Linked DNA regions of Homo sapiens: region 2 is linked to region 1. The links are chromatin loops, found by intact Hi-C in ENCODE. Cell type or tissue: OCI-LY7. All regions are shown on one strand. Links, peaks and the distances in the headings refer to the core of each region. The heading gives the core; the rest is flanking DNA.

Region 1 (16,068 bases), core at 4,118-12,117:
CCTTCCTGGTGCCCCTGGAATGGGAGGGCACTCTGCCAGTCCAGCCCCAGCGCCTCCAACCTGTGGCCTGGGCAGGCATCCTGATCATGGCCAGTGCTGGGTCCCAGGGCAGCTCTTCCCTTCTCTGTACCGCGAGCACTGAGGTGGGGGGGTGGGGGGGGTGGGGAAGAAGTTTGTTTTCAATTACCTCACTGGAGTGGGACAGACTTTGTTGTTGGGTTGGTTTTTTTTTTTCTCTCTCTCTCTGTCCTTTCTTCCTTTTTTTTTTCCTAAACAAGGAGAAAAAGGGCTGGGAAAGGAGAGCTGGCTTGGGGTGGGGGGCAGGGGACTTTGAGGGACCTCAGTAGCAGCTCTGATGAAAACTGCCTGGAGGGACCCTTGTGAAAAGTGCTCAGGGCCTACCTCTGCCCCCCCCACCGCCCCCGCACCTCCTCCCTGCCCCCACCAGCCAGGACTCTGGAGTTTCAGTGACATTCCTGATGGATGAACCCAGTGATTTCTTGATGCCCATGCCAAGGTCAAGAAGGCAGATGCCCATGGGTGCATGGCACGGAGGCCAGCCAGGAGGTCCCCCTAGCTGCTACCCTTTCAGAGGGAGGGGGCCAAGAAGGAGGGGAGAGGGAGAAGGGGAGCCGCTTCAGCCTCTCCCTCCGCCTCGAAGCCGCTCCTTGTGGAGTCTGCACAATGTGGTTTGGATTTGGCTGAGCCCCTCAGCACCTTATAAAGCACCTTGCTGAGTCAGGGAGAAAGCAGCCCCAGTGTCGGGGGAGCGGAGGGGAGGGGGCGCTGAAGAAAGGGGCGGGGGCGAGAGAAGAGGGGTGAGACCAGAGAAGGGGCAAGACTGGGAAGGAAAGAGGAGACACAAAGAGGCAAATGGGTGGGAGTGAGAAAGAGGGGAGGAGGGAGCTGGGAGGAAGAGGGGGAAGCAGCGGATGCGGGGAGAGGAAGACACTGAAGCAGAAGGTGGGAGTGGACAACGCCATCCCCAGCACACATCCACCTGGGGCAGCCAGAAAGCACTGGTTTGCAGGAACTGAGGGCTGCAGCTCTGAAACAGGGACCCAGGCCAGGTGGGTACAGGGACAATTGGCTTTACACACAGCCCCCCAGTCCCCAGTTTGTCTTTGAATCTTAATGTAGTGACCCCGAAAGCTGGGAAAGTTGTGTTCTCCCTCTGCCTCTTGGACTTGCCTCCCTGCCCTCTCCCCTCACCTAGTGGGGGCCAAGCCTCTCCCCTCCCCTCCCCCACCTTCCACACTGCCAAAGGGAAAAGCAGCTCCATCTCCAAGCTGCCAGTGCCCCTCTGCCATGCCTGGGCAAAGGCAGCAGGCTGGGAGTTGCCAGTTGGGTTGGGTCGGGGGCTGGAATAAAGACTGTGCCTTTATCCTGCCAAGTCCCTAAATGGGGGTAGCTGCTGGGGTTTGGGGAAGAAGGAAGAGAGGAAAGACGGAGCAGGAGTAGCCCCTCCAAGATTTCCGTGGGATGGGGCAGGACAGGTGGCTGCCCTCTGATTTCCAGCTGGAAATCAGGACCTTGGGAAAGTTCCTGCTCCCCTGTGGCTCTCAAAAAGAATCTTGTTAGGGGCCCTTCCAGTGCTAACAATCTGGGGTTGCTGGTGGGAGGGCACAGCTTAGAGGAGACGCCAGTCCCCCCAGCTCCAGACAAGCATGGGAAAGAGAAGCGCTCCGTCTGCTCCAGGGGTACATTGTGCAGGCACTTTCTCAGTCTCTGCCAGGTCCTGTTAAGGACAGAGAGAAGGCAAGGAAAACCCATCCCTGCTTTTAGGAATGTCACAGTTGGGGCTTACATCTGTAATCCCAGCGCTTTGGGAAGCCCAGGCAGGAAGATTCCTTGAGGAATTTGAGACCAACCTGGGCAACATAGAGACCCCATCTCTACCAAAAATTTAAAAATTAGCCCAGCATGGTGGCGCATGCCTATAGTCCCAGCTAATCAGGTGGCTGAGGCTGAAGGATTGCTTGAGCCCAGGAGTTTGAGGCCGCAGTGAGCTATGACCACTACACATGGTCTTTGTTTCCTGGGGCAACAGAGCAAGACCCTCTCTCAAAAGAAAAGAATTCCACAGTCTAGGGACACTCATTAAACTGTCTGACATCAGCCATAGGTGGCAGTGGGTACATTTAGGGCCAAGGAGGATGGTGGGAGGAGAACTTCCTGGAGGAGGTAGAGCTTTGGGGTAGAAATGTGGATGGATTGAGCTAGAAGAGCAGTGGCAACCACAGGCAAAGTGCCAAGGTAGCACCAGGTACAGCTCAGTGTTCCCTGCAGCAGGCACAGAGCTACTCTGGGAGTCAGAAAACCTCCATTCCAGTTGGCCAGTGTGACCTTGGGACAAGCCTGTCCCCTCTCTGTATGATGGGGTCTGACCACCTCTGCCCTCCTCTCCATGGGATGGTGGGAGTAGTCCGTGAGCTGACGAGGGGCCACTGGCTTGCTGCCTTCTCTGGCCTTTTAGACTCCAGGCTTCACCATCCACAGGGGGGTGGCAGGTCAGGTCCTCAAGAAGTGTGGCTGGCTGGGGGCCAGAGCTGGCACCAGGTGATGACTGAGCTGCCCTCCAAGGGGGGAGGGTGAGTCAGTGTTGGCTCAGGGACCGGCTAGTGTCCCACCCTTCCTCCCCACATGGTGACATCCCCAAGGAAGGCTCTCCAGGCACCCAAAACACCATGTCGCACACAGCTGCACAATTAGCACTGATGGGACCCTGGCCCAGGGAGTGTCTGGGTTCCTGAACTAGGGGAGCCTCTAGCTGGCCCCCTCCTGACAGGTGTGTTGGAGAAACCCACAGAGGTGAGTAGGGACACTCACTCATTCATTCATTTGTTCACCAAACATTCCCTAAGTTTTGGTGCTGGGGACACAGAGAGGAGCCCTAGGGGGTGGGGTGGAGGGGCGGAGGCTGACCTGCGTGTTGGGAGAAGAGGCAGATGCCTGCTACAGTGACTCCTCCAGCCTGCTGTGATGCTGGTATTTCTCACTGACATTTATTTTGCTGAAATACTAACAATAGTTTACGCGCACGCAGCTGTTCCCCACATCAGGCACAGTGCTAAGGCTTTCGCGGGCTATTTTATTTCATGTTTGTTTTTTTTTTTTTTTTTTGAGACGGAGTCTCGCTCTGTCGCCCAGGCTGGAGTGCAGTGGCACCATCTCAGCTCACTGCAAGCTCCGCCTCCCGGGTTCATGCCATTCTCCTGCCTCAGCCTCCCGAGTAGCTGGAACTACAGGCGCCCGCCACCATGCCCGGGTAATTTTTTTTTTTTTGTATTTTTATTAGAGACGGGGTTTCACTGTGTTGGCCAGGATGGTCTCGATCTCCTGACCTCATGATCTGCCCGCCTCGGCCTCCCAAAGTGCTGGGATTACAGGCGTGAGCCACCACACCCGGCCTAGTTTATTTCATCTTTACAGTAACTCCGAGACAGGAGCTATCATTTCCCTACTTATACATGAGGAACCTGAGGCTTCATAAGACAGAGTCACTTGTCTGAGGTCACACAAGCCTGGCAGTGGTAGAACCAGGACTGGAACCCAGTGCTATCCAACTTCAGCAACATGCTCTTTTAACTCCACCATGCAGGTGCCAGCCTGGGGAAGAGGGCCAGAGGCACATCTTGAAAAGAGGAGTCCGGGTGCTGGGAACAGACTTCAGCAACAGCAGGACTTGGTTGAGTGCCCCTGGCTATGAGGCATCTAGCCTGGCACAGCTGGTCTCTTCAGGTCACTCAGATGTTGCTTGGGGCATAAAGAGAGTCCTCCAGTGCCTGGAGAGTCCTGGCCTGGAGCACAGGGAGACCTGGGTTTCCTGCCCACCACCGACCCCTTACGTGAACTGGCAATGTGCAGATGGGCCAGGTGCCTCACATCGTCTTCCCACACTGGAGGGCTCAGCTAGAGCTCTGGATTCCATTAGCAGGGAGTTGGGAATCCTGGAATGAGCATTAAACTGGGAGTCAGATGACCACCACCCCCGCCAGCAGAACAAGAGCAAGGGCTTCCCTTTGCTTCCTGAGGGCAAAGTGAGCCCTAGGTAGGTTCAGAGGTCCCACCCAGGACATTCCCTGGGATTCGGCATCCCCAGGAGGAGGCCCTCCTTTCCACTGCCTCGTGTGCACACCCTCCAGTGTGCGTGTGCAGGCACCACTGGGGCCCCCGAGGGCAGGAGAGGGAAGGAAAGGCAGGGTGTGTGTGTGTGTGTGTGTGTGTGTGTCTATGTGTGTATGCACACACTTTCCCTTGCCCTCCAGTAGACAGGAGTCTAGAGGGCCCTGCCTCACCCTAAGCTGGCTGTGATGTCAGCGGAAACCCAGAGGCAGAGGGCCTCTTCTGACCTCAGCAATGGCCCTACCCTGCCCTGGGTCCCCACCCACACCTGACCCAGCTCAGGCTTCCCAAAGGACTCCCCCCAACACCCCCTGCTTCCCGGGGAAGCCAGAGAGAAGCTGAGAGGAACGGGGCCTTCTGCCTGTCCCTCTCCTGCCCTAGCTGGGCGCGGCCTCCTCATCTGCCAGGGTGTCTGAGTGACGGGTGTGTGGAGGGCAGGGCAGAAGGGATGCCCCCAGGTGCCCCACTCCTCCCTCGCCCACCAGGAGCTTTCCCCGCCGTTCTCCCAGGATGTTCCATTGCCCTGGCCAGCCCATGCCGCGGGCTCTGTGACTCCGTCTCCCCTGGCAGAGAAGTGGGGTTGCCTCTCCCTGGGCTGGAAGATCTTTATCCTGCCCTGCTGAGTCATGCCGGCTCCTCCCGAGCTCTCCTCCCCTCCTACCCCGCTGTCCTCCCCTCTGTCAGGCTTCTCCCAGCTTTCTCCAGACTGTCTGGGCTCCCGCTCTAGGGGCCCCTGGGGTCAAAGGATGGACACCGCCTTCCCTGGGGCCATCCCAGTGATGGGATGTCCCATCTCACGGGCCTGCCATTCCAGCACCACTGGGAGAGTGCCTGCTCCGCCTCCACCAGCTGTGTGACCCCCACCAAGTCTCTAACCCTCCACACCTCTGTTTTCTCCATGTAAAACTGAATGAGGGACAACTGAGTGAGTATAGGTCAAATTGCTGGCACTTAGAAGCAATCAATGATGTTTTATTTATTTATTTATTTATTTTTGAGACAGAGTCCAGGCTGGAGTGCAGTGGCATAATCATGGCTCACTGCAGCCTCGACTTCCCAGGCTCAAGAGATCCTCCCACCTCAGCCTCCTGAGTAGCTACAGATGGATATCACCATGCCTGTCTAATTTTTTGTATTTCTTTTTTCTTTTTTTTTTTTTTGAGACAGAGTCTTGCTCTGTTGCCCAGGCTGGAGTGCAATGGTGCGATCTCGGCTCACTGCAACCTCCAACTCCCAGGTTCAAGCGATTCTCCTGCCTCACCTTCCTGAATAGCTGGGATTACAGGCGCCTGCTAATTTTTGTATTTTTAATAGAGACAGGGTTTCATCATGCTGGCCAGGCTGGTCTCGAACTTCTGACCTCAGGTGATCTGCCCGCCTTGGCCTCCCAAAGTGCTGCGATTACAGGCATGAGCCACCACTCCCGGCCAATTTTTTTGTATTTCTTTGTAGAAACAGGGTTTTGCCATGTAGCTCAAGCTGGTCTCAAACTCCTGATATCAAACAATCTGCCTGCTTCAGCCTCCCAAAGTGCTGGGATTACAGGCGTGAGCCACCTCGCCCAGCCAATAATGTTAAAGAATCTTGTTACCTACCCCTCATACCGTATCCCTCTGTCTTTGCTAATGGTGTCCTCTCTACCCACAATGCAGCTGCCCCTCGTGAGCTCCCCATGGCTACTCATCTAGACCCTTTGTTCTTCTGCCTTCTTCCTGAAGCCTGTCACTGTCATCCCAGCTCTGCTCCCCACCACAGACTTCACTCTCCAGGGCCCTTGCTGCTCTCCACTTTGTGTTATAAGTGCTCTCTAAGGACCCGTCTCATCTCTCTCCTCTTTTGTCCCCAAGAGATTCTTGTAGGACTTCAGTGGGTTGAAGAGGGCTGGAGGTGGGAAGGGTGGAGTCTCATGGCACAGTCAGCTCTGAAGGCATGAGAGAAACCAACCAGTCTTGACCCAGCCCCGTCCTAGGCTTTCAGGTTGTCTAGAAGACATGGGTGGTTTAGGTCTATGAAGAGCTCAACCACTTTCTTTTTTTTTTTTATTTGAGACAGAGTCTCTCTCTGTCACCCAGGCTGGAGTCCAGTGGCGTGATCTCGGCTCAATGCAACCTCCCCCTCCCGGGTTCAAGCTATTCTCCCGCCTCAGTCTCCCGAGTAGCTGGGAGGCAGGCACCCACCATCATGCCCAGCTAATTTGAGGCTCACCCGCTTTCTAGCACCCACAGCCATCTTTCTGAGGCCCACCTTGTGGTCCTTAACAGAGCACTCTGTACATATTTCCGTTTTAGCCTTTGACTGTTGCAAGATTTCAAAATGAAACAGGAACTTAAGGAGATATACAAAGGGCTATGATGCAGAGAAAGGAGAGGTCAGAAGAGGGAGACGTCGGGAGATTTTGGAGATACGGCAGGGAGAATTTGAGTGGCAAAAAGTGGGGGGCCACACCTGACCTGGAACCAGGACAGGAGCTGGGGAGGAGCTGGCATTCAGACCCATGGAATCCCGTCACCTCCCAAAAGCTTTTGGAAGCCCCTGCTATATATGCCTTGCTGAACAGTGTGGACCTACAGAGAAACACAGCCTGCCTGCCAGGGACTCGGGAGCTGGTGGGACAGTGGGCAAGATAACTTCAATACCAACTAGAGATATGGGCGGCCTGCCAGGAGGCTCAGTGCAGACAAGGGCACCTGGAGCAGGCCTCCTCCAGCCTCCAGCTCAGCAGGGAACTTGAGAAAGATCCCTGGATTCTTTAGCATCAGAAAGCCCAGATCTACCACTTATAAGTGACCTGCCTGGGCAACATAGCAAGATCCCCCCCTACTTCCCCAAAAAATTAGCCAGGCATGGTGGCACACACCTGTAGTCCTACCTACTTGGGAGGCTGAGGTGACAGGATTGCTTGAGCCCAGGAGTTCAAGGCTGTAGTGAGCTATTGAGCCACTGCACTCCAGCCTGGGTGACAGAGTGAGACCCCATCTCCAAAAAAAAAAAAAAAAAAAAAAAAAGTGAGCCTCTTAGCCTCACCAAACCTCCAGGGTTCGGTGAGGCCCAGATGAGATAATAAAGTAAAAGGGCTTTGCAAGCTCCGGAGCTCTAAGGAGACGGGAGAGTCCTCTGATCTCCCCACGGTGTAGGCTATCGCTCCCATTTACTGAGCTCTTCCCAATTCTCTGGCACTGCAGTGAAGCATTTGAATACAGCACGCAATCTCACATAGCCCTCCTGAGGCCGGTGCTGTTGTAGTTGCCATTTTACCATGGGTAAACTGAGGCACAGAGTTATATAACTTTTCCAAGTTACACAGGCAGGCAGCCTGGCTCTGGAGCCACCCGGCTCTTAATTAGTAGCCTCCTCCTCACCCTGCCCCTAGTTCCTAAAAATCTCCTCCCTGCCCCCATCTCCCCAGTAATAAGCCTGTCTCAGCCTGGGAGGATGCCCTCTCTGTCCCCTTCTGTCCCACCCCGCACAACATGAGCACAAAACTGCCCCCACAGAGGCCTGCCCAAGGCGGATCAGCAAGGTCTCTGTTCCCGAAGCTGGGACTGGACACGGTGTCTGTCTCCCTCTGCTGGTCTCTTAGGGGACAGCCCAGCCGGGATGCTTTCCCTGAAGCTGGTGGCACCTTATCTCTCCCCAACAGTGGATGCTGAGTATTGGGGAGGTTGAGGAAAAGGCCAGGGACACAGGTCAGGCTCTAACTTACGGGACTCCACGTTGCCTCTTGGGGTCCATGTTGCCAGAAGCCTGCCTCTAACAGGAGTGCAAAGGGGGGTCTTAGGGAGACCGGGCCACCTCCCTGATGCCTGCCCTGGGGGACGGGCCTCAAACAGCCTCCTTCCCCTTCTAACCCATGAATGGAGCCATCATCCATGGATGTATCTAAATCTTTTGTGAAGCTGTTTCTATTTCCAGCTGAGACGACATCTTGGGATAATGAGTTCCATCAGCGTCCTCCCCTGCTGGGTGAAGCACACTGCCTTTTATTTGTCCTAAACTTACCTCACTTGCGCTCCAAGGGGGCCTGTAATTCCAGTGTGCCAGGTTTTGGTGAACAAGCCTGAACTTCTCCCTTCCCATCCTCACTGTGGGTTTAAAAAAATTCATCCTGGCCGGGCGCGGTGGCTCACGCCTGTAATCCCAGCACTTTGGGAGGCCGAGGTGGGCGGATCACGAGGTCAGGAGATCGAGACCATCCTGGCTAACACGATGAAACCCCCGTCTCTACTAAAAATACAAAAAATTAGCCGGGCATGGTGGCGGGCGCCTGTAGTCCCAGCTACTCGGGAGGCTCAGGCAGGAGAATGGCATGAACCTGGGAGGCGGAGCTGACAGTGAGCCGAGATCGCGCCACTGCACTCCAGCCTGGGCGACAGAGCGAGACTCTGTCTGAAAAAAAAAAATTTCATCCCATCTCCCCTCCACCTCCAGCCCTGCAGACTCAAAAGACCTGGTCCCTCATCTGCGCACAGTGCCTGGCAGTGTGGGCACATCCATTATCTCATGCCAGGCTCCAGCAGCTTGGGAGGAAGGCAAGGGCTCACATTCTCCTCTCAAGGCAGAGGACACAGAGGGCCCAGAATCATGGGGCCAGCACGTGGTGCCGCTGGAGGCAGCAGTAGCAGCAGCCTCTCTCCAGAGCCTCTTCCCCATGGGCTGACTCTTCTGACCTTAACCAAGAGTCTTCTTTTTTTTTTTGAGATGGAATCTTGTCCTGTTGCCCAGGCTGGAGTGCAGTGGAGGGATCTCTGCTCACGGCAGCCTCCATCTTCCAGGTTAAAGTGATTCTCCTGGCTGGGCGCAGTGGCTCACGCCTGTAATCCCAGCACCTTGGGAGGCTGAGGCGGGTGGATCATGAGGTCAGGAGATCGAGACCATCCTGGCTAACACAGTGAAACCCCATCTCTACTAAAAATACAAAAAGTTTGCCGGGCGTGGTGGTGGGCGCCTGTAGTCACAGCTACTTGGGAGGCTGAGGCAGGAGAATGGCGTGAACCCGGGAGGTGGAGCTGACAGTGAGCCGAGATCGCGCCACTGCCCTCCAGCCTGGGTGACAGAGCGAGACTCTGTCTCAAAAAAAAAAAAAAAAGTGATTCTCCTGCCTCAGCCTCCTGAGTAGCTGGAATTACAGGTGTGTGCCACCACGCCCGGCTAATTTTTGTATTTTTTTTTAGTAGAGAAGGGGTTTCACCATGTTGGCCAGGCTGGTCTTCAACTCCTGACCTCAAGCAATCTGCCTACCTTGGCCTCTCAAAGTGTTGGGATTACAGGTGTGAGCCACCGTGCCTGGCCAAGAGTCTTCTGAATATTTGCCAGTTTCTGGACAGCAGGCCTTTTCTCTGTAATGTTTCCTTGCGAGACTTTCCTCCTGGGATCCTTGTGTAGATTCACCCTAGCTTTGTCCAAGCTGATGGTTTGTTTTGTCTCCAGTCCCGGCCCAAGGATACTGTAAGGATGACTCGAGCTGGAGGGGCAGGACGCAGCAATCATAGTCGCAGCAGTGCTAACAGCAGATTCTAAGAGCTGCGTAAATATTAAGTTACTCCTCACAACAGCCCTTTGAGGTGGAAACAGGCTTGGAGAACATAAGCAACTTGTCCATTTTTGCACAACTTGTTAAGTGATGGAGACTGCGGCTAGGCTGGATTCAGACCTACACGGGCTGGCATCCACAACTGCATTCTCAACCTCAACAGACAATCGTGGGTTCAAGTCCCGAAACCTCTCTGAATTCCGTACTCTTCAGTCATTCAGCACAGACTTATTACACCACTGCTGTGTGCCAAACATCATTCTGATTTCTGGGAGAAATGCCAGGGAACAAGAAAGGCAGGGGCAGAGCTTGGCTGGGGGGCTGGCAGCACTTGGAATGCCACAAACTCATTACAAGCAGGGCAGGTACCCTGCCAGCTCAGAGCTGCCTTGCCTGCCTGGTTACCCCACAGTAACCATACAAATGCCAGTCCCTGTGTGTGCATGATGAGAAGAAAACAAGCCAGAGTAAACTCCTGAACCCTAAACTCCTCTACTCCTCTGCCCCTTCTGACTTTTAGTTACCCTGATCTGGAAAAATGCCAGCCATGAGTAATACTGTCTGTGCTCCTTTGTCTGTAAGGAGGGCTGCATGGGGAATCCCATGGTGGGACAGAGCAGTGCCTGGCAAATGAGCCCCACCAATGGCTTCTCAGCAACTGTGCTTTCCTGGCCAGCCCGTGCTCTAACCTCACCCCTCTCAGACTGTTTCATCCTCCAGGAAGCTCTCCCTCATGCTCCTGACCAGGTCTTCCCCAGGACATATTCGCAGAGCCCACGTCATCATCATTCCTGATCCTTCTCAAAGGTGTAATTTCATATTTACCTTGATGATTCTTTGGCTAATCTCAGTCTTCCCCCACTAGACCCCCGCCCTCCCCAGCTCAGGAGACCGGACTCTGCAGAAGGTACCAACCACCCACACTTCTGCTCAGAGACTTGGCACTGGCCATTCCCTCTACCACAGCACTCCTTCCCGGACATCTGCGCTGTCCACTCCCTTGCCTCCTGCAAGTCTTTGCTCAAATGGCGACTTCTCAGTGAGGCCAACCTGGCTGTGCTAGTTAGAATCGAAGCCCTTCTCCCCTGACACTCCTCTCTCCCTCTCTGGGTTTTCTTTTTTTTCATAACACCCACCATGTTCTTGCATACTATAGGGTTTCACTCTGTCGCCCAGGCTGGAGTGCAGTGGTACGATCGCAGCTCACTGCAGCCTCTGCCTCCCAGGTTCAAGGGATCCTCTCATCTCAGCCTCCTGAATAGCTGGGACTACAGGCATGTGCCACCATGCCTAGCTAATTTTTGTATTTTTGGTAGAAACCATGTTGCCTAGGCTGGTCTTGAACTCCTGGACTCAAGCAATCTGCCCACACTGGCCTCCCAAAAGTGCTGGGATTACAGGTGTGAGCCACCGCATCCGGCCAGGATTTTTGTCCTGTGCTGTCTTTCCCATAGTTAAAAAAGTGCATCCAGGATATGTTGAATGAATATATGTTGAATGAATGAGTGAGCATTAGGGTCTCAAGCTTCCATTCCATATCTGCCCCCCAACACATTCACACATACTTACATGCCCACCTGCTTATACGAGGCCACTGCTAATGGGGGTATGCCAAAGACCAAAAATTTGGTGTTTTAAAATTGTTTTTTATTTTCTTCATTATAGAGACAGGGTCTCACTATGTTGCCCAGGCTCATCTCTAACTCCTGGGTTCAAGCAATCCTCCCTCCTCAGCCTCCCAAAATGCTGAGATTACAGGTATGAGCCATCATGCCCAGCTAAAAATTTGGTGTTTGAAAGAATCCTGGCTAAAAAATTAGCTGGGCGTGGTGGCATGCACCTGTAGTCCCAGCTACTCGGGAAGCTGAGGTAGGAGGATCATTGAGCCCAGGAGGCTGAGGCTGCAGTGAGCCAGGATCATGCCACTGCACTCCAGCCCAGGTGACAGAATAAGGCCCTGTCTCCAAAAAAAAAAAAAAAAAAAAAAAAGCTCCTGAAAGAGCATCTCATTGAATCTGAAAGAGCATCTCATTGAATGGCCCTCATTTTATTCAGGAAAAAACTGAGGCTCAGACAAGGGCCTGATGCCATCTGAGTAGGGCTGAAGCTGCATCCAGGTCCTTGACTTTCAGCACAGACCCCAGGTCCTCTTGGGGTTCCCGTACCTATCTCTCACCCACACACAGGGTTCCTGGTAGCTCCCAGCTCCTGGTATCCCCCTGTGTGCCCCCCTTTCTGCACCTGAAGTGGGTTACTGGATATGCCAAATGCAGGCCTGGAAGGGATCCTTGGCTCAGATTGGAAAGCTACCTTCCAGCCCCACAGCCCAGGGGCCAGAGGGTCGGGGGAGGCAGGACAGCTTCTCCCCCAAGCTGGGGTGGATGAGGGGCATAGGGGAGCCTCGGGGCCCCTTCAGGATCACAGCATGTCAAGGTTGGAAGGGACCTCAGTGAGTACCTCCTACTCTCCCCAGCCCCCACCATCACATCATACAGATGAGGAAGCAGCCGAGACAGGGAGGGATTTGCACAAATCACACGGGGGCAGGGACGTATCCTACCACAGCTCCCGACTTCCCGCTCTAGGCTTCTTGCTGTTCTAAGCCCTTCAGAAAGTTCCAACGAGTTCTGACTTTTGGCAAGGGGGTGGGAGGGTGACTGAAAACTACTCAATACGAGTCGAAAGAGTGTATGTCAGCTGGGGGCAGTGGCTCACACCTGCCCCTGGCTGATATAAAAGGCAGACATGGTTCCTGGCCTTGTGAGGTAGACACACTAGTGGAGAAGACAGATATGAAACATATGAAAAAAAGCTTATGTGTCCCTTCTCTTCTGCCTAGGGTCCTCAAGGTCATAGAACCCCATAACCCCATTAGGTGTCAGGGGCAGAAACAGGACTGTGTGAAGATTCACAGCCTCCACCTCCCTTGCCTTCACGGAGCTTCGGCATCTACCCTTATTCCAGGCGGCTGCTCAGGTAATGAGTATGAGGCAGAGGTGGGAAGGCTGTCCTGGTTTACACGTGGTGGGGGAGGGGTCCAGAGCGCAGGATGAGGCTGAGAGCATGGGGACAACTGTCAAGCAGGGACAGATGGGACTGTGGGTGGAGGGCTGGAAGTTGGATGTTTCTCTCAGCACTGTGCTAAGAGTGACTTAGAGACATCTCAGCTGCATTTGGCTCACGCTGATTTATTTATTTGTTTGTTTGCTTATTTTTCCATGCCCTTTGTCAACAGGAATGGTTTACAGATATTTATTCATTCATTCATTTTTTGAGACAGAATCTCACTCTGTTGCCCAGGCTGGAGTGCAGTGGCGCGATCTTGGCTCACTGCAACCTCCACCTCCCAGGTTCTAGCGATTCTCCTGCCTCAGCCTCCTGAGTAGCTGGGATTACAGGCACGTGCCACCATGCCTGGCTAATTTTTGTATTATTAGTAGAGATGGGGTTTCACCATGTCGGCCAGGCTGGTCTTAAACTCCTGGCCTCAGGTGATCCACTTGCCCCGGCCTCCCAAAGTGCTGGGATTACAGGCGTGAGCCATAGCGCTCGGCCTACTTTTTTTTTTTTTTTTTTTTTTTGAGAAAGGGTCTGGCTCTCTTACCCAGGCTGCAGTGCAGTGGCGCTATCTCAGCTCACTGCAATCTCCACCTCCTGGGCTCAAGTGATCCACCAGCCTTGGTCTCCCACAGTGCTGGGATTAAGCATGAGCCGCCGCGCCCGGCTGGTTTACACATTTTTAAATGTAACACCTATTTATTCATTATTTACTGAGTGCCAGACCCTGTGTGAGGTACATACAGCAACAAACAAAACAGACATGGATGCTGGGTGTGGTGGCTCACGCCTGTAATCCTAGCACTTTGGGAGGCTAAGGCAGGAGGATCGCCTGAGCCCAGGAGTTCAACTCCAGCCTGGGCAACAGAAGGAGACCTTGTCTCTAACAAACATTTAAAAAATTAGCTGGCTGTAGTGGCATGCGCCAGTAGCCCTAGTTACTCGGGAGGTTGAGGTGGAAGGATCGCTTGAGCCTGGGAAGTTGAGGCTGCAGTGATCTATGATCGTGCCACTACACTCCAGCCTGGGTGACAAAGCAAGAACCCATCTTAACAAACAAAACAAAACAGAACAAACAAAACAAAGCCAAGGCCGGGTGCAGTGGCTCACGCCTGTAATCCCAGCACTTTGGAAGGCTGAGACGGGCAGATCAGTTGAGGTCAGGAGTTTGAGACCAGCCTGGCCAACATGGCAAAACCCCATCTCTAATAAAAATACAAGAATTAGCCGGGCGTGGTGGCACACACCTGTATTCCCAGGTACTTGGGAGGCTGAGGCACAAGAATTGCTTGAACCCCAGAGGCGGAGGTTACAGTGAGCCGAGATCGCGCCACTGCCCTCCAGCCTGGGCGACAGAGCAAGACTCTGTCTTCAGAAAAAACAAAAAACCAAAAACCAGACATGGTTCCTGCCCTTGTGAGGCAGACACACTAGTGAGGAAGACAGATGTTAAACAGGCAAACACACGCATGAAATAACGTGATAAGTGCTGTGGCTAAAACAGGGTCTAGCTAGAGTGTAATGGGATGCTGGTGGGGGCAGAAAAGACGGCACTGAGCCTGGAGGAAGAGAAGCACCGCCACGTTAGAAGGGGTAAGACGATGCCAAGTGGTGGGGACAGCTAAGGATGTGCTAAAATCCCCAGGTGGAAAAGGAAGTGGAGGGTTCAGGGAGCCCACAGGGTTGGCATGGCTGTGCAGGTGATCAAGGGGAGGCCACAGGTGGAGAAATGGGTGGCGGCGGCTCCTGCAGGTTCAGGGCAGAGTTTGGATTTTATGGCAACCACTGGAGTGTGCAAACACGGGAGAGGCATGACACAATGGACATTTTAGGAGGGTCACTTTGCTGCTGTATGGAGAGTGGCCTGGAGGGGGCAGGGTGGAGGCAGGAGACCACTGAGAGCTGTTACAGTCATCCAGGTGAGAGGATGGTGGCCTAGGCCTTGGAGATGGAAGAGGAGGGCAAAGTTGCCACCTGTTAAGTTGCCACCTGTTTGGGAAGCAGAGTGGTCAGGACTTAACTGAAAGACTGTGTAGGGGTGAGGGCGAGCATGAGGTCAAGGATGACTCCAGCATACTGAGCCGGATGCCCAGGGACAGGGGCACTATTTCCATGGATCCCCCGGGAAGGGGAAGGGAAGAGTAACCTCCTCCCCCAAGGCTCCACGGAAGGGGCAAGGGCTGGTGACGAGGGGAGCAGAAGGGAAGGAGAGGGAGAAACAAAGTGTATGCATGTATCCAAATGTGTACAATTATTATGTATCAATTCAACTCATTTGAAAGTGGGTCTGGAGAGCAAGGGTGGCAGAGATAAATATATCTTCTGCACTACCACAGGACCTGAGGGGCAAGGCACGGGCAGGCCCTGCAGGAATACAGGGATGCCCTGGGCCCTTCCAAGAACTACCAGAGCCTTGGTACTGTGGGGAGAGTAGGGGTCAGTGAGTTTCTCCAGGACTCCCTTACATTTTACACACGTGGACCCGGAAGCCCAGGGGAAGGGGAATACCTTCCAGCTGATGCATCCCCACCTGGCACACAGTCTGGTTTTTTTTTTTGAGATGGAGTCTCACTCTGTTGCCAGGCTAGAGTGCAGTGGCGCGATCTCGGCTCACTGCAACCTCCGCCTCCGGGTTCAAGCAATTCTCCTGCCTCAGCCTCCAGAGTAGCTGGGACTACAGGCGCGTGACAACATGCCCGGCTACTTTTTGTACTTTTAGTAGAGACGGGGTTTCACCATGTTGGCCAGAATGGTCTGGATCTCTTGACCTCGTGATCCGCCCGCCTCGGCCTCCCAAAGTGGTAGGATTACAGGCGTAAGCCACCGTACCCGGCCAGTCTGGGGTCTTTTAAAAATACAGACCCGGGGCTGGGCGCGGTGGCCCATGCCTGTAATCCCAGCACTTTGGGAGACCGAGGCGGGCGGATCACTTGAGGTCAGGAGTTCGAGACCAGCCTGGCCAACATGGTGAAACCCGTCTCTACTAAAAGTACAAAAATTAGCCAGGCGTTGTGGCAGGCGCCTGTAATCCCAGCTACTTGGGAGGCTGAAGCAGGAGAATCGCTTGAACCTGGGAGGCGTGATCGTGCCACTGTACTCCAGCCTGGGCGACAGAGCGAGGCTCTATCTCAAAACAAACAAACAAAAAAACCCCACACACACACACAAAAAACAAAAAACAGGCCGGTGCAGTAGCTCACTCCACTTTGAGAGGCCAAGGCGGAAAGACAGCTTGAACCCCACAGTTGAGACCGGCCTGGGCAACATGGCAAGACTCCGTCTCTACCCAAAAAAAAAAAAAAAAAAAAAGGGCCGGGCGTGGTGGGTGTGCCTGTGGTCCCAGATACTCAGGAGAC
Region 2 (16,068 bases), core at 4,081-12,080, 290 kb before region 1:
TAGTAGAGATGAGGTTTCACCATGTTGGCCAAGCTGGTCTTAAACTACTGACCTCAAGTTATCCACCCGCCTTGGCCTCCCAAAGTGCTGGGATTACAAGTGTGAGCCACCGCGCCCGTCCACCCAACTAATTAAAAAAAATTTTTTTTTGTAGGCTGGGTGTGGTGGCTCACACCTGCAATCCCAGCACTTTGGAAGGCTGAGGCGGGCACATCCCCCTCGAGGCCAGGAGTTCCAGACCAGCCTGGCCAACATGCAGAAACCCAATCTCTACTAAAAATATAAAAATTAGCCCAGTGTGGTGGCGTGTGCCTGTAATCCTAGCTATTTGGGTGGTTGAGGCACGAGAATCGCTTGACTCCAGGAGGCGGAGGTTGCAGTGAGCCAAGATCAAGCACTCCAGCCTGAGTGACAGAGCGAGACTATGTCTAAAAAACAAAAAATTTGTAGAGATCATATTGCCCAGGCTGGTCTCAAACTGCTAGCCTCAAGCAATCCTCCCACCTTGGTCTCCCAAAGTGCTGGGATTATAGGCGTGATCCACTACATTTGGTCTCAGAATTGTTAAAGGGGATCCAGGACAAAGGTTTGTTTGTTTATTTATTTTGTTGATGTTGTTGTTTTGAGAGGGAGTCTCACTCTGTCGCCCAGGCTGAAGTGCAGTGGCACTATCTCGGCTCACTGCAACCTCCGCCTCCCGGGTTCAAGCAATTCTCCCACGTCAGCCTCCCAAGTAGATGAGATTACAGGCACCCACCACCACACCTGGCTAATTTATTTATATTTTTAGTAGAGACAGGGTTTTGCCTTGTTGGCCAGGCTGGTCTCAAACTCCTGGCCTCAAGTGATCTGCCCGACTCCGCCTCCCAAAATGCTGAGATTACAGGCGTGAGCCACCGCGCCCAGTTATTTTTATTTCTATTTAAAAATTTTAAAATATTCTTTTGTTTTTTGAGACAGGGTCTCTGTCGCCCAGGCTGGAGTGCAGTGGCGCGATCTCAGCTCGCTGCAACCTCCACCCCCCGGGTTCAAGTGATTTTCCACCTCAGCCTCCAGAGTAGCTGAGACTACAGGCACACACCACCACACCTGGCTAATTTTTTTATTTTTGGTAGGGACAGGGCTTCCCCAGGTTGGCTAGGCTGGTCTCAAATTCCTGCCATCAAGTGATCTGCCCCCCTTGGCTTCCCAAAGTTTTGGGATTACAGGTGTGAGCCACCACGCCCGGACCAGGACAAAGGTTTTACATAAAAAACTTACTGAATTTTCCAATGACACCCCTGGTTTTAGATACATTGATTCATTGTCTGATCAAGATCAGATCATTATGGCCAACCCAGTGGCCATAATTAGGAAAATCACTTGAACCTGGGAGGCAGTGGTTGCCATAAGCGGAGATCGCGCCATCGCGCTCCAGCCTGGGCAACAAGAGCGAAACTTCGTCTAAAACAACAACAAAAACAAAACAAACCCCAATAAGCTGGTTGTTTTTTGTTGTTTTTCTTTTGTTTTGTTTTTTGAGATGGATTCTTGCTCTGTAACCCAGGCTGGAGTGCAGTGGCGGGATCTCAGCTCACTGCAACCTCCGCCTCCCGGGCTCAAGCGATTCTCTTGCATCAGCTCTGGACTAGCTGAGATAACAGGCATGCACCACCACACTGGCTAATGTTTGTATTTTTAGTAGAGATGGGGTTTCTCCACCCACCTCGGCCTCCCAAGGTGCTGGGATTAGAGGCATGAGCCACCACGCCCGCCAAGCTGGGTATTTTTTTTTTCCTCCAAGACAGTGTCTCGCTCTGTCACCCAGGCTGGAGTGCAGTGGCTTGATCTTGGCTCACTGCAACCTCCGCCTCCCGGGTTCAAGCAATTCTCCTGTCTCACCCTCCCGAGTAGCTGGGATTACAGGGGTTAGCCACCATGCCCAGCTAATTTTTGTATTTTTAGTAGAAAGAAGGTTTCACGACGTTGGTCAGGCTGGTATCGAACTCCTGACTTCGTGATCTGCCTGCCTCGGCCTCCCAGAGTGCTAGGATTACAGGCGTGAGCCACCGCACCCGGCCGACAACTTGATTTTTATATGAAAAGGTAACCAGGGCCAGGCATAGTGGCTTATGCCTGTAACCCAGCATTCTGGGAGGCTGAGGTGGGTGGATCACCTGAGGTCAGGAGTTTGAGACTAGCCTGGCCAACATGGTGAAACCCTGTCTCTACTAAAAATACGAAAAATTAGCTGGGCATGGTGGTGGGCACCTGTAATCCCAGCTACTCAGGAGACTGAGGCAGGAGAATTGCTTGAACCCGGGAGGCGGAGGTTGCAGTGAGCCAAGACTAAGCCACTGCACTCCGGCCTGGATGACAGAGTGAGACTCCATCCCAAAAAATAATAATAATTTTTTTAAAAAAAAGAAAACTTGGCCGGGCGGCGCGGTGGCTCAGGCCTGTAATCCCCGCACTTTGGGAGGCCGAGGAGGGCAGATCATGAGGTCAGGAGATCGAGACCATCCTGGCTAACATGGAGAAACCCCGTCTCTACTAAAAATACAAAAAAATTAGCCGGGCATGGTGGTGGGCGCCTGTAGTCCCAGCTGCTGGGGAGGCTGAGGCAGGAGAATGTCATGAACCCAGGAGGTGGAGCTTGCAGTGAGCCAAGATCATGCCACTGCACTCCAGCCTGGGTGACAGAGCAAGACTCCATCTCAAAAAAAAAATAAATAAATAAATAAAATAAAAAAGAAAAGTTGCCGGCTGCAGTGGCTCATGCCTATAATCCCAGCACTGTGGGAGGCCCAGGCGGGCGGATCATGAGGTCAGGAGATCATGACCATCCTGGCTAACACGGTGAAACCCTGTCTCTACTAAAAATACAAAAAAAAAAAAGAAAAGAAAAGAAAAATTAGCCAGGCGTGGTGGCAGGCGCCTGTAGTCCCAGCTACTCAGGAGGCTGAGGCAGGAGAATGGCGTGAACCTGAGAGGCGGAGCTTGCAGTGAGCCAAGATCGCACCACTGCACTCCAGCCTGGGTGACAGAGCAAGACTCAAAAAAAAAAAAAAAAAGATAAGTTAACCAAAGCAATTTACCTCTGTGATCTTCCTCCTAAAATCCCACAATCCTTGTCTAATAATGAGAAAAATACCAGACAGATCCAATTAAGGGGCATTGTACAAATCTGACCAGTCCTCAAAACTGTCAAGGTTATCAAAAACAAGGAAAAGGCCAGGAGCAGTGACTGATGCCTATAATCCCAGAACTTTGGGAGGCCGAAGTGGGAAGACTGCTTGAGGACAGGAGTTCAAGACCAGCAGTCTCTGCAATGTGGTGAGACCCTGTCTCTACAAACAAAATTAGCCTGGTATTGTAGCTCAAACCTCAGTCCCAGGAGGCTGAGGTGGGAGGACTGCCTGAGCCAGGAGGTTAACGCTACAGTGAGCCGTGATCGCACCATTGCACTCCAGCCTCAGACCATGTCTCAAAAAACAACAACCAGGAGAGTCTGAGACACCATCACAGCCAAGAGAAACCTAAGGAGACATGACAACTCAATGCCATCGATGTGGTGTCCTGAATGGGATTCTGGCACAGAAAAGGACATTAGATTAAAACTAAGGAAATCAGGCCGGGCGCAGTGGCTCACGCCTGTAATCCCAGCACTTTGGGAGGCCGAGGCGGGCGGATCACCTGAGGTCAGGAGATCAAGACCATCCTGGCTAACACAGTGAAACGCTGTCTGTACTAAAAATACAAAAAATTAGCAGGGCGTGGCAGCAGGCACCTGTAGTCCCAGCTACTCGGGAGGCTGAGGCAGGAGAATGGCATGAACACGGGAGGCGGAGCTTACAGTGAACTGAGATCGCACCACTACACTCCAGCCGGGGCAACAGAGCAAGACTCCGTCTCAAAAAAACAAAAAAAAAAAACTAAGGAAATCAAGCTGGGCACAGTGGTTCACGCCTGTAATCCCTGCACTTTGGGAGGCCGAGGCGGGAGGATCACCTGAGGTTGGGAGTTCGAGACCAGCCTGGCCAACATAGAGAAACCCCGTCTCTACTAAAAATACAAAAATTAGCTGGACATGGTGGCACATGCCTGTAATCCCAGCTACTTGGGAGGTTGAGGCAGGAGAATCCTTGAACCTGGGAGGCAGAGGATGCAGTGAGCTAAGGTTGTGCCATTTTACTCCAGACTGGGCAACAAGAGCAAAACTCCGTCTCAAAAAAACAAAACAAACAAAAACTAAGGAAATCAGAATAAAGTATTCTTTTGTTTTGTTTTGTTTACTTTAGGTTCTGGGATACATGTGCAGAACGTGCAGGTTTGTTACGTAAGTATACATGTGCCATGGTAGTTTGCTGCGCCTATCAACAAGGTTTTAAGCCCCGCATGCATTAGATACTTGTCCTAAGCCAGGCGTGGTGGCTCACACCTGTAATCCCAGCACTTTGGGAGGCCGAGGCAGGCGGATCACTTGAGGTTGGGAGTTCGAAACTACCCTGACCAACATGGAGAAACCCTGTCTCCACTAAAAATACAAAATTAGCCGGAGGTGGTGGTGCATGCCTGTAATCCCAGCTACTCGGGAGGCTGAGGCAGGAGAATCGCTTGATCCTGGGAGGCAGTGGTTGCAGTGAGCCAAGATCACACCATTGCACTCCAGCCTGGGTTACGAGAGTGAAACTCCATCTCAAAAAAAAAAAAAAGATATTTGTCCTAATGCTCTCCCTCCCCTTGTCCCCCACTCCCCGACAGGCTCCGGTGTGGGATGTTCCCCTCCCTGTGTCCATGTGTTCTCATTGTTCAACTCCCACTTAGGAGTGAGAACATGCGATGTTTGGTTTTCTGTTCCTGTGTTAGTTTGTAAAGTATGATCTTTAATTAAAAATAATGTGTCAATATTGTATGTATCATTACTTGTTTTTCCTTTTTCTTTGTTTATTTGTTTGTTTTTGAGACAGAGTCTCACTCTTTCGCCCAGGCTGGAGTGCAGTGGTGCAATTTCGGCTCATGGCAAGCTCCACCTCCCAGGTTCAAGAGGTTCTCCTGCCTCAGCCTCTCTTTTTTTTTTTTTGCCTTTGAGACGGAGTCTTGCTCTGTCACCCAGGCTGGAGTGCAGTGGCATTGCAAGCTCTGCCTCCCGGGTTCATGCCATTCTCCTGCCTCAGCCTCCCGAGTAGCTGGGACTACAGGCGCCCACCACCACGCCCAGCTAATTTTTTGTATTTTTAGTAGAGAGGATGTTTCACCATATTAGCCAGGATGGTCTCGATCTCCTGACCTCGTGATCCGCCGGCCTTGGCCTCCCAAAGTGCTAGGATTACAGGCGTGAGCCACCGTGTCCAGCCTGCTTCAGCCTCTTGAGTAGCTGGGATTATAGGCGTGCGCCACCGTGACTGGCTAATTTTTTATATTTTTAGTAGAGATAGAGTTTCACCATGTTGGCCAGGCTGGTCTGGAACTCCTGACCTCAAGTGATTTGCCCGCCTTGGCCTCCCAAAGTGCTGGGATTACAGGCGTGAGCCACCACGCCCAGCCATGTATCATTACTTGTAACACACGTACCACAGTAATCTGAGATATTAATAATAGGGGAAACTTGGTGCAGGGCTATATAGAAACATACTTTTCCTGCAAATCTAGAACTGTTCTAAAGTAGAATGGTTATTTAAAAAATCAGGCCAGGCGCAGTGGCTCAGGCCCGTGATCCCAGCACTTTAGGATGCCAAGGCGGGTGGATCACAAGGTCAGGAGATTGAGACCATCCTGGCCAACATGGTGAAACCCCATCTTTACTAAAAATACAAAAAAATTCGCTGGGCGTGGTGACATGCGCCAGTAGTCCCAGCTACTCGGGAGGCTGAGGCAGGACAATCGCTTGAACCAGGGAGTCAGAGGTTGCAGTGAGCTGAGATCGTGCCACAGCACTCTAGCCTGGCAATAGAGTGAGACTCCGTCTCAAAAAAAGAAAAATCAAAGTAGCCACCAGAAATTACAGTAGTAGTCAGGTGAAATCCCAAGAGTAGGACCTGGCTGGGTGGGCCACCTGAGGGCTGCCCCTACTGGTACCTAGATGGCATACTGGCTGAGGGTAGGTCCCAGAGACCCAATAGCAACCCATCTGCCTCCCTCAGTGCAGAGCACTGCTCAGTAAATGCATGTGTGCAGCGTAAGATGTGAACTGCCCCAATTCCAGGCAAGACCTATAGGATGGGTGCAACGCACACCTACTTGTGAAATTCTAGTCCTGGGTGGAGCAGTAACCCACTTGAACCAGGGGATACCTCCTGAGGTTTAAACAAACCTCAGCTGGCAGCTGACAATAGAAATGCAAACAGCCAAGCCGGGCACGGTGGCTCACGCCTGTAATCCCAGCACTTTGGGAGGCTGAGGCGGGCGGATTGCTTGAGGTCAGGAGTTTGAGACCAGCCTGGCCAACATGGTGAAACCCCGTCTCTACTAAAAATACAAAAATTAGTGGAGCATGGTGGGGTGTGCTCCCACCTACTAGGGAGGCTGAGGCAGGAGAATCGCTTGAACCCAGGAGGTGGAGGTTGCAGTGACCAGAGATCGTGCCACTGCCCTCCAGCCTGGGCAACAGAGCAAGACTCTGTCTCAAAAAAAAAAAAAAAGCCAGGCGTGGTGGCTCACACCTGTAATCCCAGCACTTTGGGAGGCCAAGGTGGGCAGATCACGAGGTCAGGAGATTGAGACCATCCTGGCTAACATGGTGAAACCCCATCTCTACTAAAAATACAAAAAATTAGCCAGGCATGGTGGCCAGCACCTGTAGTCCCAGCTACTTGGGAGGCTGAGACAGGAGAATGGCGTGAACCCAGGAGGCGGAGCTTGCAGTGAGCCGAGACACGCCACTGCACTCCAGCCTGGGCAACAGAGCGAGACTCCGTCTCAAAAAAAAAAAAAAAAAGAAGGGAGGGAGGGAGGGAGGGGAGAAGGGAGGGAGAAAAGGAAGGAGGGAGAGAGAGGGAAAAGGAAGGAAGGGAAAGAGAGAGAAAGAACGAATGAAAAGAGAGAGAAAGAGGAAGGGAGGGAGGGAGGAAGGAAGGAAGGAAGGCAGGAAGGAAGGAAAAGAAGGAAAGAAGGAAAGAAAGAAAGAAAGCCCCTGATAGCTTTAGATTTGCTCATGCAGACCAGGCGCGATGGCTCATGCCTGTAATCCCAGCACTTTGGGAGGCCGAGGCAGGCGGATCACGAGGTCAGGAGATCAAGAGCATCCTGGCTAACATGGTGAAACCCCGTCTCTACTAAAAATACAAAAAAATTAGCCGGGCGTGGTTGCAGGTGCCTGTAGTCCCAGCTATTTGGGAGGCTGAGGCAGGAGAATGGCCTGAACCTGGGAGGCGGAGCTTGCAGTGAGCAGAGATCACGCCACTGCACTCCAGCCTGGGTGACACAGGGAGACTCTGTCTCAGAAAAAAAAAAAAAATAGATTTGCTCACGCATTTTTCCCACCTGGTGCCTGTTCGCTCAAGTTTCCTTTGCCCACCCGTCCTGGGTCTCTGGGCTGCAGGCAGAGCAGCTCCCAAGCTTCTCCAAGTTCACTGGCCCCTCTTCCCACCTTAAAACCAGCTGCATCAGCAGAAGAGATTATGCCAGGTATTAAAAGCCCGCCAGGGGGCGGGGGTGGGGTGGGGTAGGATTGCCAGGCCAGCATGCTAGAGGCCCAGGCACCTGCAGGGACACCAGGAACAGCTGTCCACCAGCTGGAAGGGCCACTGCTCCCCTACATGTGCCCAAAACCTGACCTTCCCTGTGCCTCTAGCTGAAGTTTGCTCCAGTCCAGGCTCACAAGGCAGTGGTCTGTGGTCAGCTATGCATGGGGCTTGGGATGCTAGGATTGTGGTGGAAGTGAGGGAAAGATTTAGGGCTGAGCCAGGTGAGGGGACACTGGAGAATTTTCACAGCTGGGCTGATCCTGGAGCAGGAGTGAGAGCAGTGGTGGGATGTGCAGGATGGGCTGGAGGGACCTGCAGACCTCTCTGGATGGATGATGCTCCAGCACCCGCTCAGGGTGAAGACAAGCAGGGTTCAGGATGAAGACCTCTCACCTAAGCAGCAAGGGTCGACCCTGCCCCTCTCCCTGCCCTGTCCCCTGAAGCTGCTAGTCAGTTGCAGCGTGAGTACTGGGGCAGAAACTGTCCTCTCCGGAGAAGTGCTCACACTGCAGGGGACACTGCTGGGGGTTCAGGGGAGAATGGGACCCTCACCCCCGTGAGTAACTAGGGATCAGTAACTAGGTAGCCGCCTTCCTGCAGCAGGCCACCCTCTGGCCCCTGCTTCTTAGCTGCAACCTCTGCAAGGTCCTGGCCCATATAGGTGTGACCTGTGAGGAGGTTAAAGGAAAGGTACCTTAGCCCCTGGCTGGGGCTCTCTCTCTGAAGTGCACCTGTAGTCCCAGCTCCTCGAGGCTGAGGCAAGAGGATCACCTGAGCCCAAAAGTTTGAGGCTACAGTGAGCTATGGTCACGCCACTGCACTCCAGTCTGGGTGAAAAAACGAGACCCTTTCTCTAAAAAAAAAAGGAAGTCCAGGCGTGGTGGCTCATGCCTATAATCCCAACATTTTGGGAAGCCAAGCCAAGGTAGGCGGATCACCTGTCGGGAGTTTGAGACCAGCCTGACCAACATGGCGAAACCCCACCTCTACTAAAAATACAAAATTAGCTGGGTGTGGTGGCATATGCCTGTAATCCCAGCTACGCGGGAGGCTGAGGCAGGAGAATCGCTTGAACCCAGGAGGCAAATATTGCAGTGAGCCAAGATCACGCCATTGCACTCCAGCCTGGGCAACAAGAGCGAAAGTCCGTCTCAAAAAAAAGAAAGCAAAAGAAAAAGAAAGGGCACATTGGCCGGGCGTGGTGGCTCATGCCTATAATCCTGGCACTTTGGGAAGCCGAGGCGAGCAGATCACCTGAGGTCAGGAGTTCAAGACCAGCCTGGCCAACATGGCAAAACCCTGTCTCTACTACAAATACAAAAATTAGCCAGGGGTCGTGGCAGGCACTTGTAATCCCAGCTACTCGGGAGGCTGAGGCAGGAGAATCACTTGAACCCAGGAGGCTGAGTTTGCAGTAAGCGGAGATCATACCACTGCACTCCAGCCTGGGGTGACAGAGCGAGACTGTGTCAATAATAATAATAATAATAATAATAATAATAATAATAATAAATAAGGGGCATCTTTGGCTTTGGGTGGAGCCAGGCTGGTGGCTGCAGGGGCCCCATGGGAGCAGGGAGGCCGGGAGACACTGCTACCAGGGACCTCCACTCACCTGCCTCCTGCCCTCCCAACTCTGCCTTAGAGCCCAGCAGGCTGCCTCCCAGCAGGCTGGCTCTTGCAGTGGGATGTGGCACAGGAGGTTTTTGTTTCCAGCGGGCTTTCCTTCCCACATCTGCAAGTTCAAACTCAATGCCCATGATCCCTAGAAAGCCTTGGTAAAGGATGTCACTAAGTCTGACATTCTCTCAAACTGAACTTTTTTTTTTTTTCTGGTGCCCACCATACCCTACCCTAGTTCTCTCAGAGCATCCAAAGAACTCTCCAGAACTCTCCATTGCCCTCTGTAGCTCTGGATGTGGTGCCTACCACGGGCCGTTGGCAGTCCCGATTCTGTGTCTCTGACCAGGGGTTGCTCAGGCCACTGACTCTGCACACACATGGGGCAGTGAGTGTGCCAGGGAGCCAACAGCCTCTGGAAGCAGCCCACAACCAATGGCAGGTGGCAGCGGGTGGATAAGGAAAATGTGGAGTCCCCTTCTACACTGTCTCCCAGAGGTGTCCAGCCAGGCAGCACCAGCAGCCACTGCAGTGACTTGCTCGACGATGCACCCTTCGTTGGTTCTCTTCCCTCCCTTGTCTTACTTTCCACTCCTCTGTCAGTATTTCCTAGGACCATTTCCCAAATAAACTTCTTGCACTTGAATCCTTGCCTCAAGGTTTGCTTCTGGGTGAATTCGAAGTAAGGCACAGTGGCTCACACCTGTAATCCCAGCACTTTGGGAGGCTGAGGAGGATTGATCACCTGAGGTCATGAGTTCGAGACCAGCCTGGCCAACATGGCGAAACCTCGTGTCTACTGAAAATACAAACATTAGGCGGGCATGGTGGTGGGTGCCTGTAATCCCACCTACTTGGGAGGCTGAGACAGGGAGAATTGCTTGAACCTGGGAGTCAGAGGTTGCAGTGAGCAGAGATCACACCACTGCACTCCAGCCTGGGTGACAGAGTGAGACTGTCTCCAAAAAACAAAAACAAAACAAACAAAAAACCTACAAAAAAACAAAGACACACTCACTTGCTTACATTAAGAACAGGGTCTGGGCAGGGCGCAGGGGCTCATGCCTGTAATCCCAGCCTTTTGGAGTGTGTGTCTATGTGTTTATCTGTCAGGGTGAAGGTGGCTCTCAGAATTGATTGGGGGCAGCTGGGCGTGGTGGCTCATGCCTGTAATCTCAGCACTTTGGGAGGTCGAAGTGGGTGGATCACCTGAGATCAGGAGTTTGAGACCAGCCCGGCTGACATGGTGAAACCCTGTCTCTACTAAAAATACAAAAAATTTGCCAGGTATGGTGGCAGACGCCTGTAATCCCAGCTACTTGGGAGGCTGAGGCAGGAGAATCACTTGAACCCAGGAGGCAGAGGTTGAAGTGAGCCGAGGTCACGCCACTGCACTCCAGCCTGGGCAACAAGAGCAAAACGGGGCCGGGCACAGTGGCTCACGTCTGTAATCCCAGCACTTTGGGAGGCCAAGGCGGGTGGATCATGAGGTCAGGAAATCGAGACCATCCTGGCTAACACGGTGAAACCCCATCTCTACTAAAAATGCAAAAAATTAGCCGGGCCTGGTGGCGGGCGCCTGTAGTCCCAGCTACTTGGGAGGCTGAGGCAAGAGAATCGCTTGAACCCGGGAGTGGAGCTTGCAGTGAGCTGAGATCGCACCACTGCACTCTAGCCTGGGCAACAGAGCCAGACTCCGTCTCAAAAAAAAAAAAAAAATAGAGCAAAACGTCATCTCAATAACAAAAAAAAAAAAGGAAGAAGAAGAATTGATTGGGGGCTGGAGGACCAGGTTTGGGATGGGCAGGAAGCCAGATGGGAATGATGTCCATCTTTCTCCACTTCCTCAGGCCACCTGCTTGGGAGTCAGCAACCTAAAAAAGGAGGTCTGCTGGGTCAAACCGAATTTGACCCGGCTGCACCCGGTCAGGAGAGGGAAGATGTCTCTATTCTCCCCAGTACCACCCATGGGGCATCTCCAAGGGAGACTGGGTACCTGTAGGAACAACCTCACTGAATGGAGTTGGATAGGAACCACCAAGAAATGCAAATGTACCTCGGCCTTTATTATTCTTCTCCCAACCATAAGGCAAAGCTTAGACTACAAGTTTGCCACCACCCTCCACACCCCATGTCCTCTGCCACACTTCACACTGCTCCTTTTCTCTGACCCACTTGGATGCCTCTTCCCATTCTTCTGTCACTGTCTCACTCTAGTCGCTATCACCACTGCCCATTACCACCTCCTCCCTCTGGGTATCTGGCCTCCAGCAACTAACTGCCTGCCATGTGCCCAGTGCTGGCTGCCAAGCTGTTTCTCCCATCTTTAGTGGCTGTCAGTGATCAACCTTGTCCCATCCTGGGCTCTAAACTTGCCACCAGCTCTTTCTCCCCGGGGTATCCTCTACCTCTTCTTCCTCCAACTCCACCCCTACCAGCTGGGCCTTCCTGGCAGTGACTCAATGTCTTCCTCCTCCAATAATTTCACTCCCATTTGAGTCTTTGCTCAGATGCAAATACTTTATGTGCCTGCAATGTACTCCTCCAATAGTTACTTTTACAAATTCCACCTCTTTCCTGGCAAACCCTCTTGCCTGTCTCCCCGCCCCCAACATCGGCCACTACACCAGGGGCCCCTCTCCTGTTACCCTTCGCAAGCATTTAGTGAATGAGGAAAACTATTTTCGGGGCCTGATTCCAGACATGGTGGAGGAAACAGGCACACAGCAAGCCCATTCTGTAGGAAGCTTACTCCACTGGAGAGAGAACCAGACACACTCACAGAAGTGAGGCCAGGCGTGGTGGCTCACGCCTATAATCCCAGCACTTTGGGAGGCCAAGGTGGGCGGATCACCTGAGGTCAGGAGATTGAGACCAGCCTGACCAACATGGTGAAACCCCGTCTCTACTAAAAATACAAAATTAGCCAGGTGTGGTGGCGCAGGCCTGTAATCCCAGCTACTCAGGAGGCTGAGGCAAGAAAATTGCTTGAACCCGGGAGGTGGAGGTTGCAGTGAGCTGAGATCCTGTCATTGCACTCTAGCTTGGGCGACAGAGCGAGACTCTGTCTCAGAAAAAAATCAAACGCAAGCGAGCATGCAGTAATTGCCAAGCTGGGTGAATGGATTTTCAGGGCTGTGGGAATTCACAGAGTGCAGCAGGGAAGGCCTGTGCATGTGTTTGGAGGCAGAGGAGGCGGCAGGGAGGAGAGAGTGTATCCAATGCCTGTTTGAAGGGGAGGACAGCATAGACCTCATTTCACACAGGAGGGTGCAGGGGAATCTCCAACAGAGAAGTCACTGGCCAGGTGGTGGGGAAAGTTCAGGGCCGTAGCAGCCACAGGGACAAACCCGCAGAGAAGACATCTGAAGTTCTGAGAATAAATGAAAGCCTCAAGAGAGAGAAGAGCAGAGGGTTGAGGACTAGGCCTTGCAGGAAGCCCAAAGGCAGGGGTAGGGGAGAGGGGCAGAGGGTGAGCCTGCAGGAGGGAGAAACTCTTGTTTGTTAGCCTGGGCCACTGTGGCCTGTTTAGGACTCTACGCTCTCCTTCCTGTGTAGGGCACCTGTGCGCAGTGCCTGGACCTGCCTTGGTTCTCACTGACCCTCTGGCATAACTGGTGGTCACAGGAAGTTGGTTTCCTGTGAGCTTTCATGATGCTTCCCGAATCCACCCACTTCTCTCTCCACTTCTGTGGGGTAGAAGACTGTAGACAGAAAGTAGTAAGTTTAAAAAAGGAAAGAAAAAAAGAAAAAAAGAAGGCCAGGCATGCTGGTTCATGCCTGTAATCCCAGCACTTTGTTTTGTTTTGAGAGAGTCTCACTCTGTCACCCAGGCTGGAGTGCAGTGGCGTGATCTCAGCCCACTGCAACCTCCACCTCCCTGGTTCAACCTATTCTCCTGCCTCAGCCTCCAAAGTAGCTGGGACTACAGGCACGCACCACCACTGCTGGCTAATCTTTTGCATTTTTAGATACAGACCAGGTTTTGCCATGTTGGCCAGGCTGGTCTTGAACTCCTGACCTCAGGTGACCCACCTGCCTCAGCCTCCCAAAGTGCTGGGATTACAGGCATGAGCCACCACACCCGGTCATGCCTGTAATCCCAGCACTTTGGGAGGCTGAGGTGGGAGGATCACTTCAGCCCGGGAGTTTGAGGCTGCAGTGAGCCATGATCACGCCTCTGCATTTCAGCCTGGTCAACAGAGCGAGACCCTATCTCAAAAAAATATATATGTCATAGTAAGATCTGGCTTCTCTCAGAGAGAAAGGGGTCACCTTATCCACCCCTGCCTCAGTCCCTTTGTGCTGCTATAACAAAATAGCTGAGACTAGATTATTTATTTATTTTTTTTTTTGAGAGGGAGTCTCGCTCTGTCACCCAGGCTCGAGTGCAGTGGTGCGATCTCGGCTCACTGCAAGCTCTGTCTCCCAGGTTCATGCCATTCTCCTGCCTCAGTCTCCCGAGTAGCTGGGACTACAGGTGCCCACCACCATGCTCGGCTAATTTTTTGTATTTTTAGTACAGACGGGGTTTCACCATGTTAGCCAGGATGGTCTCGATCTCCTGACCTTGTGATCCACCCACCTCGGCCTCCCAAAGTGCTGGGATTACAGGCATGAGCCACCGTGCCCGGCAAGACTAAATAATTTATAAAGAATAGAAATTTATAGCCAGGAACAGTGGCACGTGCCTGTAGTCCCAGTACTCAGGAGGCTGAGGTGGGAAGATCCCTTGAGCCTAGGAGTTTGAGACTAGTCTGGGTAACATAGTGAACTCTCATAGTTCTGGAGGCTGAGAAGTCCAAGATCAAGGCACTGGCATCTGGTAAGGGCCTTCAGACTGCATTGTCAGATGGCAGAAGAGCAGAAGACAGTGAACCCGCTCTCTCTCTTTTTTTTTTTTAAGACGGAATTTCGCTATGTCACCCATGTTGGAATGCAATGGTGTGATCTCAGCTCACTGCAACCTCCCCCTCCCGGGTTCAAGCGATTCTCCTGCCTCAGCCTCCCAAGTAGCTGGGATTACAGGCACCCACCACCACGCCCGGCTAATTTTTGTAGTTTTTATTAGAGACGGGGTTTCTCCATGTTGGCCAGGCTGATCTTGAACTGCTGACCTCAAGTGATCCACCCACCTCAGCCTCCCAAAGTGCTAGGATTACAGGCGTGAGCCACTGGACCCAGCCCCCACTCTCTTTTATAGCAACATTAATCCACTCCTGAGGGCCCGAGCCCTCATGACTTAAACACCTCCCGTTAGGCCCCACCTCCAAAACTGTCGCACTGAGGATTGTTTCCAACACATAAACTGTGAGGAACACATTCAGACCATAGCAACTCCCAAGATTATTCCAGGGGTTTTCAAGCCTAAACTCTCTCAATCTCCTGCACCCACATCCTCAAAATGATCAACCTGCACACGGCCCTGGCAGCCTCTCCCCAGGTTCTGAGGAAGACGTGTCCTCACCCCACGGAAGTTACCTCAGGCCAGCTGGTTCTTCTGGCTGCTCCGGCACCAAGCACCTCTTGCTCTATCCCTTATCCCTTATTTGCAGTTTCTAGTCCCACCCTTGCCCGCCCCATCTCTACTGACATCTTCTTGCAGGCCACACACAAACTCTTTATGTTCCCATTACAACCCCCCCATCCTGTCTTCCGCTGCTGGAACTTCTTTCCACAGCCAGCTCTTGAAAGAGGGATGCACGGCCGGGCACAGTGGCTCACTCCTGTAATCCCAGCATTTTGGGAGGCCGAGGCAGGTGGATCACAAGGTAGGAGATCGAGACCATCCTGGCTAACATGGTGAAACCCTGTCTCTACTAAAATACAAAAAACTAGCTGGGTGTGGTGGTGTGCACCTGTAGTCCCAGCTACTCAGGAAGCTGAGGCAGGGGAATCACTTGAACCCAGGAGACGGAGGTTGCAGTGAGCCAAGATCGCGCCACCGCACTCCAGCCTGGCGACAGAGCGAGACTGTCTAAAAAAAAAAAAAAGGATGCACACTTGCCTTCTGTTCACCTCATGCCGACTCCCCCACCCCCAACTTCATGACACAGCTATCAAAGGTCCCTGGTGATGTCATAATGGCTGCATCCAGGGGTGGTCTTCCAGCTTCATCTTCCTCTCTGACTCCTCTCCTCTGCACTCTCCTCCCTGCCGCCTACACTCTGCCTCTCTCTTACCCATCTGGTCTTTCCTTCTCAGCTGCTTTCACAGGCTCTGCTTTCTCTCCTGGTTACTTTACATGCCCATTCATTTTTCAAGCAGTTACTGGGCACCTACAGTGGGGCTGGGCACAGTTCTCCCTGATGCGCAGTCCCTGTTTTTTGTTTTTTTTTTTTGAGACAGAGTCTCGCTCTGTCGCCCAGGCTGGAGTGCAGTGGTGCGATCCTGGCTCACTGCAAGCTCCGCCTCCTGGGTTCACGCCATTCTCCTGCCTCAGTCTCCAGAGTAGCTGTGATTACAGGTACCCGCCACCACGCCCGGCTAATTTTTTTTGTATTTTTAGTAGAGACGGGGTTTCACCATGTTGGCCAGGCTGGCCTCAAACTCCTGACCTTGTGATCCGCCTGCCTCGGCCTCCCAAAGTGCTGGGATTACAGACATGAACCACCGCACCCGGCCCCCTTTCTCTTTTTTTTTGAAACAGAATCGCTCTGTCGCCCAGGCTGGAGTGCAGTGGCTCAGTCTCAGCTCACTGCAACCTCCGCCTTCCGGGTTCAAGTGATTCTTCTGCCTTAGCCTCCTGAGTAGCTGGGTATACAGGAGCGCACCATGACGCCGG

What was found. Hi-C counts contacts between places; a loop is a spot of excess contacts. Peaks named below come from ENCODE experiments on the same cell type or tissue, not always from the same donor. Only the 100,000 strongest peaks of a DNase experiment are listed, where the experiment ranks them.
Region 2: it touches region 1 in a loop (7-fold over the local background); 10 of 110 quality-filtered maps call a loop at or near these places.

The regions. Positions count from the first base shown.
Region 1 is chr11:67,375,041-67,391,108 of GRCh38, forward strand. LOC100130987 (a long non-coding RNA gene) reads left to right here. Exons shown (of 4, transcript NR_024469.1): 3 at 12,495-12,631. Among named protein-coding and RNA genes, the nearest start is that of RAD9A, 8.9 kb to the right of the region's middle. RefSeq lists enhancers at 4,334-5,055, 5,900-5,949. In OCI-LY7, for the core only: CTCF peaks have their summits at 7,709 (motif pointing left) and 7,915; DNase peaks (open chromatin) are centred at 6,411 and 7,661; H3K4me3 peaks cover 688 bases; H3K27ac peaks cover 1,223 bases.
Region 2 is chr11:67,087,477-67,103,544 of GRCh38, forward strand. No RefSeq gene overlaps it. Among named protein-coding and RNA genes, the nearest start is that of KDM2A, 24 kb to the right of the region's middle. RefSeq lists a silencer at 7,653-7,722 and enhancers at 7,823-7,882, 12,415-12,524, 12,718-13,218, 12,935-13,054. In OCI-LY7, for the core only: CTCF peaks have their summits at 7,609 (motif pointing right) and 7,810; a DNase peak (open chromatin) is centred at 7,625.